Regions from separate parts of the Homo sapiens genome. Here region 1 is linked to region 2. A link is an interaction called in ENCODE POLR2A ChIA-PET data of the cell type or tissue named here. Cell type or tissue: PC-3. All regions are shown on one strand. Links, peaks and the distances in the headings refer to the core of each region. The heading gives the core; the rest is flanking DNA.

Evidence for each region. ChIA-PET counts read pairs that join two places held together with the same protein. Peaks named below come from ENCODE experiments on the same cell type or tissue, not always from the same donor. Only the 100,000 strongest peaks of a DNase experiment are listed, where the experiment ranks them.
Region 1: POLR2A ChIA-PET joins it to region 2 with 30 read pairs; 9 of 35 experiments call an interaction of 5 or more read pairs at or near these places.

Annotation. Positions count from the first base shown.
Region 1 is chr2:74,867,025-74,870,880 of GRCh38, forward strand. It overlaps HK2 (hexokinase 2), which reads left to right. Exons shown (of 18, transcript NM_000189.5): 3 at 612-760. Among named protein-coding and RNA genes, the nearest start is that of HK2, 35 kb to the left of the region's middle. In PC-3, for the core only: no CTCF peak of the experiment used is centred there; a DNase peak (open chromatin) is centred at 1,107; H3K27ac peaks cover 1,680 bases.
Region 2 is chr2:74,716,484-74,721,849 of GRCh38, forward strand. It overlaps LOC102724497 (a long non-coding RNA gene), which reads left to right. Exons shown (of 3, transcript XR_427047.5): 2 at 5,291-5,350. Among named protein-coding and RNA genes, the nearest start is that of SEMA4F, 65 kb to the left of the region's middle. In PC-3, for the core only: no CTCF peak of the experiment used is centred there; a DNase peak (open chromatin) is centred at 2,798; H3K27ac peaks cover 1,538 bases.

The DNA of each region.
Region 1 (3,856 bases), core at 1-2,500, 150 kb after region 2:
TATGAGGAACAGGATGGAGGCATGCACCCCTGGCATGGGGCTTGCTGAAAGCACTGAGGAGGTAGTCGGCTCTCAGGAGGGGGTGAGCACATCGTTGGATGCGAAACTGTCTTATATTGTTGATTGAATTATAAAAGTAATGTATATGCGACAGAATACTACTTAGCCATAAAAAGGAACAAATTAATGGCATTCGTAGCAACCTGGATGGGATTGGAGACCATTATTCTAAGTGAAGTAACTCTGGAATGGAAAACCAAACATCATATGTTCTCACTCATAATTGGGAACTAAGCTATGAGGATGCAAAAGCATAAGAATAATACAATTGACTTTGGAGACTCAGAGGAAAGGATGGGAAGGGAGTGAGGGATTAAAAAAAAAACAGCCCTGTGAGTTTCCAGTTTTAATAAAGCTCTGAGAATTAAAAAAATAATAATGTAAAGGTGTATAGCATGAAATTAGACTATATGTAATGTCTGTAGAGGAGTGAATCCCACTGGCCGCCCCTTACCCACAGATATTCCTGGAGGGACTTGGAGTTTTAAGTCTCGGTTGGTTCCTGGAAGAATTTTGCCCAAAATTAATAGTGGCCCTTCCTTTCTCTGCAGAACACGGAGAGTTCCTGGCTCTGGATCTTGGAGGGACCAACTTCCGTGTGCTTTGGGTGAAAGTAACGGACAATGGGCTCCAGAAGGTGGAGATGGAGAATCAGATCTATGCCATCCCTGAGGACATCATGCGAGGCAGTGGCACCCAGGTATGACCCTTCTCTCAGGGCAGCCCCTGGTGACAAAAAACTTCCTTGGCATGTTCTTTCTGTACTTTCTCCAGCCGCTCCCAGCGTGTGGATAGGCAGTCACCCAAGACACTCATGGATGCCAGCACAGCTGTAAGGGCTCCCTCTCAGCCGGAGCTCAGGCTGTTCTGGTTGTATTTTATACCCAACATGTACTCAGTATTAAAAGGAGTGACTAGAGAAGAAGCATGAAATCCAAGTAAGACGCTGTTCAGTGTTGTCACATCTCGGGCCTCAGGGCTTGGAAGAGGTCAAGCCCTCTGATTCGTGGTCGGCTGTTCCCTCTCCCACACAAGGCTCCCTCCTGGGAAAGGAATTTCTGACCATGAGTAGAACACGCTGGGGAGATATTTTTAGACTCATTATTTGTCTTTGGGGTGGCCTTGAGGTAAACCTGCTTTCCTTGTTATCATGCTGGGGTTGGAGAAGGGAGGCTGCATCCCTAGGGCTGTGGGCATTTGAGCTTTACCGAAGTTGTCACGTGGCTCCAGTATAACGTCAGGAGGGACACAGAGGGTAGCGGCCCTTCCACTGCCACTCCTATGCCTGCACCAAGCTGAGGTATTAAAGAGATTGGGTCCTGTATTCAGGCACTCTAGCTGTGTGATTCTGGGCAAGTGATAGACCTCAGTTTATTCATCTGTAAAAAGGGATGATAGTGTACGGATTGTGGTGTAGATTAGAGGAGATGATACCTGTTAAGTATTTGGCATAGTGCTGGTGCATAATCTAGTACTCTTCGTGTTTTTTTCACAGGGGTTTTTGTCTGTTTATCTAATTGCTTCTTGTGCTGTCACTTTCTGTGGCTAGTAATTGCATTGTTCCCTGTTGTGGGGGATGTGGTTGCCTTTTCTTCCCGTTGCCTCGATCTCCTGCCTTGGGCCACATCCCCCAGATGATAAATGTTTAAGAACCAAGTAAACTAGATAAGACAAAACAAAACAAACAAAATAACATCTAAAGTTTGGCTGTGATTATGTAAAAGACTTGTAACGTGATGGTGACTTGTTAGGTGGATTTTTAAGTTTTACAAGAACAACACCCTCCCTGTTGCTTGTATCCTGACAACATGCAGGGGCCAGGCACCTTGCAGTCCCTGCAGCGTCATCCCTAGAGCCTGGCAAGGACAATGAAGTGCGTCTCTGCCAATTGAGAAAAAAAATCCATTTTAAACATTCAAGATGTGAGTGAAGTTCTTCTTGAAAAAAGCTTAAAATTGCTCAGACCACCTAGTTAGAGGGTATCAAGAAAACCTACTCTCCATGCAATATATAAGAAAAACAGTATAGTCCGGATTAAAAAAAAAAACAACTATGAGACCCACCTTGAAGAGCATTAAAACTGTTGAGATATTAGAAAGATTTTAAGTAAGTGAAAAATGCTATTTAAAAATGAAAAGGAAAGAAAGCTAGAAGAAAATATAGGTATCTTTGATCCTAAGGAATAGGAAGACTGCTGTGTACCTAAAAGCAGCAGAAAACACTTGGAAAAAAGGCTGAAAGGAAGTTCATTGTGGCTATTTTAGTGGTGGAATTACTGGTGCTATTTTTCCCATATTTTCCCCCTTTTTTGGTACTTGGTATCAGTATTTTACTTAAAGGAAAACAAATGGATTGTAAATATACACTTTGGTTAAGAACAAATCTTGGAATCCCAAACTTGCAAAGGTTTTTGAAGAATTGTGAACCTGGGCAATGGGGGTCCTTCGGTAAAGTCTGTCTTCCGGCACATTAACTTCTCCTGAAGAGCAGTGGATTGCAAACCTGAATGGCAGCCACTTTAAGATTTTAAACGTATATCTCGTGGAAAGGGAAGTGAGCAGATTTTCAGACCAGTAAGGAAAAGGAAACCATTTTAACTTCATAAAATGATGCCCTTTGAGCCTTTTTATGACAGGAACGTGTTAGCTCTTTCTCTGCATCTTACCCATAGATCCTCCTCAAAGAGAACGAGATTGTCTTCCAATTCAAGGAAGCAGAAGGTCTCCTCTTCCCACTTGAGAAAAGATGTAGGTTCTTTGAACCCAGCCCTAGCCAGTGGAACTTCTTGCAGCAATGGAACTGTCTCCTATCTTCCCTGTGCAATATGATAGGCACTGACCCTGTGGCATCGAGCCCTTGAAGTGTGGCTGGTGTGACGGAGGAACTGAATTTTTAAGGTCTTTTTTCTTTTCTTTTCTTTTTTTTTTTTTTTTTTGAGACAGTCTCACTCTGTCACCCAAGCGTGACACCCAAGAGTGCGGTGGCACCATCCCGGCTCTCTGCAATTTCTGCCCCCCAGGTTCAAGCGATTCTCCTTCCTCAGCCTCCCGAGTAGCTGGGACTACAGGTGTGCACCACCAGGCCCGGCTAATTTTTTGAATTTTTAGTAGAGACAGCTAATTTTTTGAATCACCATGTTGGCTTTGAGCTTCTGACCTCAAGTGATCTGCCCGTCTTCGCCTCCCGAAGTGCTGGGATTACAGGCAGGAGCCACTGCGCCGGCCTGTTTTAAAAATTCTAATTAATTGACATAGCCACAGATGGCCAGTGGCTACTATATTGGGCAGGGCAGTATTTAATGCTTCTTCACGGTCTATTTTTCTCTACCTTCCTATGTTAGGAGCGCAACTGGAAAGAAAGCAGTGATCAGAGCTGGGGGAGGAGAAACCATTTTGCTTTTCCCCCTTCTAACCCCCACCTCCAGTCTTTGATGATTGGCCTTATCTCTTTGCACAACTTCTGCATCTCCCTTTTTTTTTTTTTTTTTTTTTGGGATAAAAACTATTTGTACTAAAGATCATTTTGACTAGAGTGCCAGGAAGAAGGTGCTGGGAATTTGTTTAATATACGTATCATATAATTCATCTCTAGTCACCTTCCCGACAGAACAGAATTTGCTGAATATATCCCTATTTTCATGTTAAAATACTTGAACTCTGTTCAAGGGAGTTGGCTCACCTGCACTGGTGATCCCCATGGCAAGAGAGCCTTGTCCTCCCCAGCCTTTGCTCTTGAAAATGTTTTGGTTTGGAGGTCGAAGGTTCAGCCTCAGCTGTTGTTAACTTTGCATGGGATC
Region 2 (5,366 bases), core at 1,744-4,243:
GATTACAGGCATGAGCCACCATGCCTGGCCAGAAACTTCTTTAATCAACATTGATTTTCCAGGAATAGAAGTTGTATAATAGAGAAAGCAGCACCTGAGTAGGGCCTTAGAGTCTAGAAGGTGCTTTCAGTTACAGGCTTGGGAGACACCCATTACTCATATGGTCTTCGATAGGTAAGTATTAATCCCTGGTGTTTGTAGTCATGATAATTACCACTTGTGAACAATGTAGCTGGTGTCCATTGTCCTCCACCAGTACTGCAAGACAAAGAGTCATTAACTAAGTAGATGACACACTCCTCTTAGTTTACACTCCGTCCCACTTGCCCCCCACCTCCATGAAAGCAGGTATGATTATTCTCCTGTAAAATTATTTTTCCTCCTACTTTCCTGACCTGAATTCAACTGCCTTTCTGTCTGCTCAACCTTCTGGTGAAGATTTCTGCCTCTGCCCCTCCCCATCTCACCTTCTAATTCCTACAGACTCCTCCCTAGATTGACCACCCGGGAATGACTGTCTAGATTATACATTATGAAATTTGATTATAGTTGATTAAACACATTGTTAAATATTGCCCTGACTTGTTTTCATTCTACTTTCTGAAAGTATAATCTGAACTAGCTGTGAGCTTTGAGAGAACAGGAACCATATTGATTAATCCTAGGCTTAATAAGATGTATTAAAAAGAGACAATAAATATTTAACAGTTGAGTATGAAGATGAAACTTTATTGATGAGAAACAGGAAATGTCATCCACTCAATCTTTCCATTAAAGTTTCCTGAGTTTCAACTTTGTGCCAGATCCTGTGCTGGACAGTGTAGAGGAAATTAAACATGAGGAAGACATGGTCCTGCCCTGATTTGTAGGAGATAAAGCATTCACACAGCTCACCAGAAGGCAGTATAAATGCCTCAGAGTGCTGGAAGCAGAGCGCTACCATTCAGAGGAGCAAGAAGAGAGCTCCTGTGGCTGGTGGTCAAAGAAAAGTTCACAGAGAAAGCAGCACCTGAGTAGGGCCTTAGAGTCTAGGAGGTGCTTTCAGAAGGCAAAGATGTTGTGTCAAAGTTAGGCAGAGGGAAGAGTAGGAGCAAAATTAGGAGGGGAAATAAGTCGTAAAATTTATATGGGAAAACCAAGCAATGCAGTTTGACTGCAGTGATGCAATAAAAGTAGTAAGTGATATTTATCAAGAACCTACTGTATGCTGGATATTATTTACTTTATATATATATTTTTCATCTTATCCTCATAATCACACATGAGGTAGATGCTGCTAATACTACCATTTTATGGATGGGGAAGCAGAGGCTCAGATGACTTAAATAATTTACCCAAGGCTATAGCACTACTAGGTTGGGATTCGACTCTGGAGCCATGCTATTCCCCCTCCAAGATATGTGTGGGAAGAAGAGAGAAGTGAGATTAGGGAAATTGTTTGGCAGGTCCTATTAAATTGTACCTTAAATGTCAGAATTCAATTTGGTTAAGTAATAGGGAGCCACTGAAGATTACTGAACAGGTAAGTCACCTAACTAAAGTCAGACTTTAGGAAGATTGATTGGTAAGATGGATTGGAGAGAACAGAGACAGAGGAGGAGGAGAAAAGACCAAGTAGGAGGTGAATGCAAATGGGAGATGAAAATTGTTGACCCTATTCACAGTCTGAATGGAGCAGTGAGAATCCAAAGTAAGAAATTGTCATGGGAGACATGTCAGAAGTAGATTCTTTAGGGCTTGGTGACTTGGTGAAGTGGACGGTGAAGGAAAGGGTTGGTGGTGAATCCAAGGCATTGAGCTGAATCCTGAGGAGATGCAGCATTGTGGTCAGGTGGGAGGAGGCAGGCTGAGCTGCTTCTGGATAGCTCCTTTTGGTTGCTTAGTCGTGTTGGTGGGACTGCACTGGGCTATATTTTGGTGAACATGCACAACAGACAGGGTTGATGCAGGTCTGGGACACTGGGAAGGGGTTAGGGATGAAGTTGTAAGATCTGGGAGTCCTTCACGTGAAGCCAAGGGAGAAAGAACCCACCTAGGGAATGAGAGTAAAGAGAGGAAAAGAAAGAATCTAATGGAACCTTGGGGAGGGATTTTATTCAGGGAGCAGGAGGAAGACAGGTCACAGAAGGCAGGAGAATGACCAGTCAGAGAGGAGTGAGATTGAGAGGATATCAGGAAAGCCAATGAGAGAACATTTTAAGGCAGAGCGTGGTCACCAGTGTCAAAGTACTGTAGAAAGTCAAGGAGGGTGAGGACTGAATTTCTTTGGCAACTAAGGGGTCACTGGATCTAACAAAAGAGGATGAGATAAATACATTACAGCTCATGTATGTGACAGAATATTCCACAGACATTAAAAACCAGGTTTTCAAAGAACAGGGAATTGGCAAAGTGTTTATAATATAATGTTAAAGAAAAGAATGAGGAAAGAAAGAAAAAGAAAGAAATTAAAGCGTAAGAGAGGATACAATTATGTCTATAAAACATAATTCCAAGTTTATTTTGTCTGCCTACCTTTTAAACACAAACAGAATATTAACATATACTAGGGAGTTTTCCTTTGTTCTCTGCCAGGCTCTTGTGCTTTTATTGAGTGAAGCAAGGTTATGAGCAGAGCCATGGAATTAGAAGGTTATGAGCAGAGCCATGGAACTGGAATTTGAAAGACTGGATTGCTTCAAATTAGAAAGGGCTTGGAGCTACTTGCATGAAGGATCCAGGGAAGATCAGGAAGAGGGTAGCAAAGGGCAAGAGTAAAAGGGTCACGAAGGAGGCAAAGAAGGCAGAACAGCCTGGGTAGGGCAGAGTTTGGGAGTGAGTCAGACAAGGGAAATATTGGCTGGGTTAGTGAGACCTGGAGGACACAGGTGGATATAAAAGGTCTTTTGTGCTGGTATTTGCCAGACTTAAACGATGTGATTCTTTGTGCTATGTATTTGAAAAACTAAGGCAAAAAAGTCTAAATTTATTTTTAATGACTTTGAATGTTGAATAGATGATTCATTTTTTTTTAAAAAGCATTCACAATGGATAATTTCAAATCATACACAAAAGCAGAGAAAACGTTTTAATGAACCTAATTTACTCATCCTTTGACTTTAACAATTATTAGTGCATGGCAATCTGTTTCGCCTATACCCCCACCTATTTCCCCCATCCCATTACTTTGAAGCAGTCATTCCATCTTTAAATATTTCAATAGCTATATCTAAAATAAATGTTCCTTATGTAAGCATAGTATTATCATGCTTTAAAAATAACAATAATTTCTTAGCATTACTAAATAAATATTCAGGATTTTCAGATTCCTGATTGTCTTATAATTTTTGTAGTTTATTTAAATTGGAATCCACACAAAGTTCACCTTTTGCAATTGGTTAATCTAGCTTATGAACATCTTTTTAAGTTACAGATTCCCCTTTCATCTCTTTTATTTTTCCTTGAATTTTTTTTCCTGAAGAAATCCACAGTTGTAGGGAAAAGAAAGAGAGATCAGACTGTTACTGTGTCTATGTAGAAAGGGAAGACATAAGGAATTCTATTTTGACCTGTATCTTGAACAATTGCTTTGTTGAGATGTTGTTAATTTGTAACTTTGCCCCAGCCACTTTGCCCCAGCTATTTTGTTCCAACTTTGAGTTCACAAAAACATGTGTTGTATGGAACCAAGGTTTAAGGGATTTAGGGCTGTGCAGGATGTGTCTTGTTAACAAAATGTTTACAAGCAGTATGCTTGGTAAAAGTCATCGCTATTCTCTAGTCTCAATAAACCAGGGGCACAATGCATTGTGAAAAGCCGCAGGGACCTCTGCCTTGGAAAGCCAGGTATTGTCTAAGGTTTCTCCCCATGTGATAGTCTGAAGTATGGCCTCGTGGGGTGAGAAAGACCTGACCGTCTCCCAGCCCGACACCCGTAAAGGGTCTGTGTTGAGGTGGATTTGTGAAAGAGGAAAGCCCGTTGCAGTTGAGATAGAGGAAGGCCACTGTCTCCTGCCTGCCCCTGGGAACTGAATGTCTTGGTGGCTCACACCTATAATCCCAGCACTTTGGAAGGCTGAGGCGGGCAGATCACCTGAGGTCAGGAGTTCGAGACCAGCCTGACCAACATGAAGAAACCCCGTCTCTACTAAAAATACAAAAATTAGCCAGGCGTGGTGGCACATGCCTGTAATCCCAGCTACTTGGGAAGGCTGAGGCAGAAGAATTGCTTGAACCCCAGGAGGCGGAGGTTGCAGTGAGCCAAGATTGTGCCATTGCACTCCAGCCTGGGCAACAAGAGCAAAACTCCATCTCAAAAAATAAATAAATAAATAAAAAATAAATCCACCGTCTGAATTGTGTTGATATTTCCATGGTGGTATTTAACATGTTCTTCTGTCCCTGGTATGCCCTGTAGATTAGAAGCTTTATCTCTGGCCAGATTGTGGGTAGTTTTTTTTCTTCTTTATATCTTTTTTTTTTTTTTTTTTTTGAGATGGAGTCTCTCTCTGTCACCCAGGATGGAGTGCAGGGGCGTGATCTTGGCTCACTGCAAGCTCTGCCTCCCAGGTTCACGCCATTCTCCTGCCTCAGCCTCCCGAGTAGCTGGGACTACAGGCACCCACCACCACGCCCGGCTGATTTTTTGTGTTTTTAGTAGAGACGGGGTTTCACCATGTTAGCCAGGATGGTCTCGATCTCCTGACCTCGTGATCCGCCCGCCTCGGCCTCCCAAAGTGCTGGGCTTACAGGCGTGAGCCACCGCACCCGGCCTATATCTTTTCATATTTTCTAAGTTTTCCACTCATTATTCCTTAATTTTATATTCAGAATTTATGAAGTAAAACAAAGTTTAAAATGACTTTAGTAGAAAACTTTTTTAAAAGAATGGCTTTAGAAATTAATTAACAGGAGGACAATTGGTGAAATTCTAATAAAGCCTATAGTTTTATTAATAGTATTGTCTGAAAGTTAATTTCCTGCTTTTGATAAATGTCCTATGGTTATGTAATATGTTAAAGTTTGGGGAAGCTGGACAAAGGATATATGGGAACTCTCTTCACAGTTTTTTGCAAACTTGTTTAAAAAACTGAAATTTCAAAATAACAAAGTTACAAAAAAGAAAGAAGAATTTTAGTGGAGTGATAGAGATTGAAACTAGATTGTAGAAAGTTAAGAAACAAAGAGGAGAAAGAAAAGGTAACCTGTTGGAAACAGTGGCCATTTAAAAAATGGAAAGAAATTAGGAAGTAGCTCAAAGAAGTGGAATGATTAAGATTATTTTTTATTTATTTTTTGTTTTGTTTTTAAGGCTGGAAGAGACTTGAGCTTGCAAGTGAAATAAGCCAGAGAATTTTGAAGATATAAAAAGGTAATAAAATTATGTG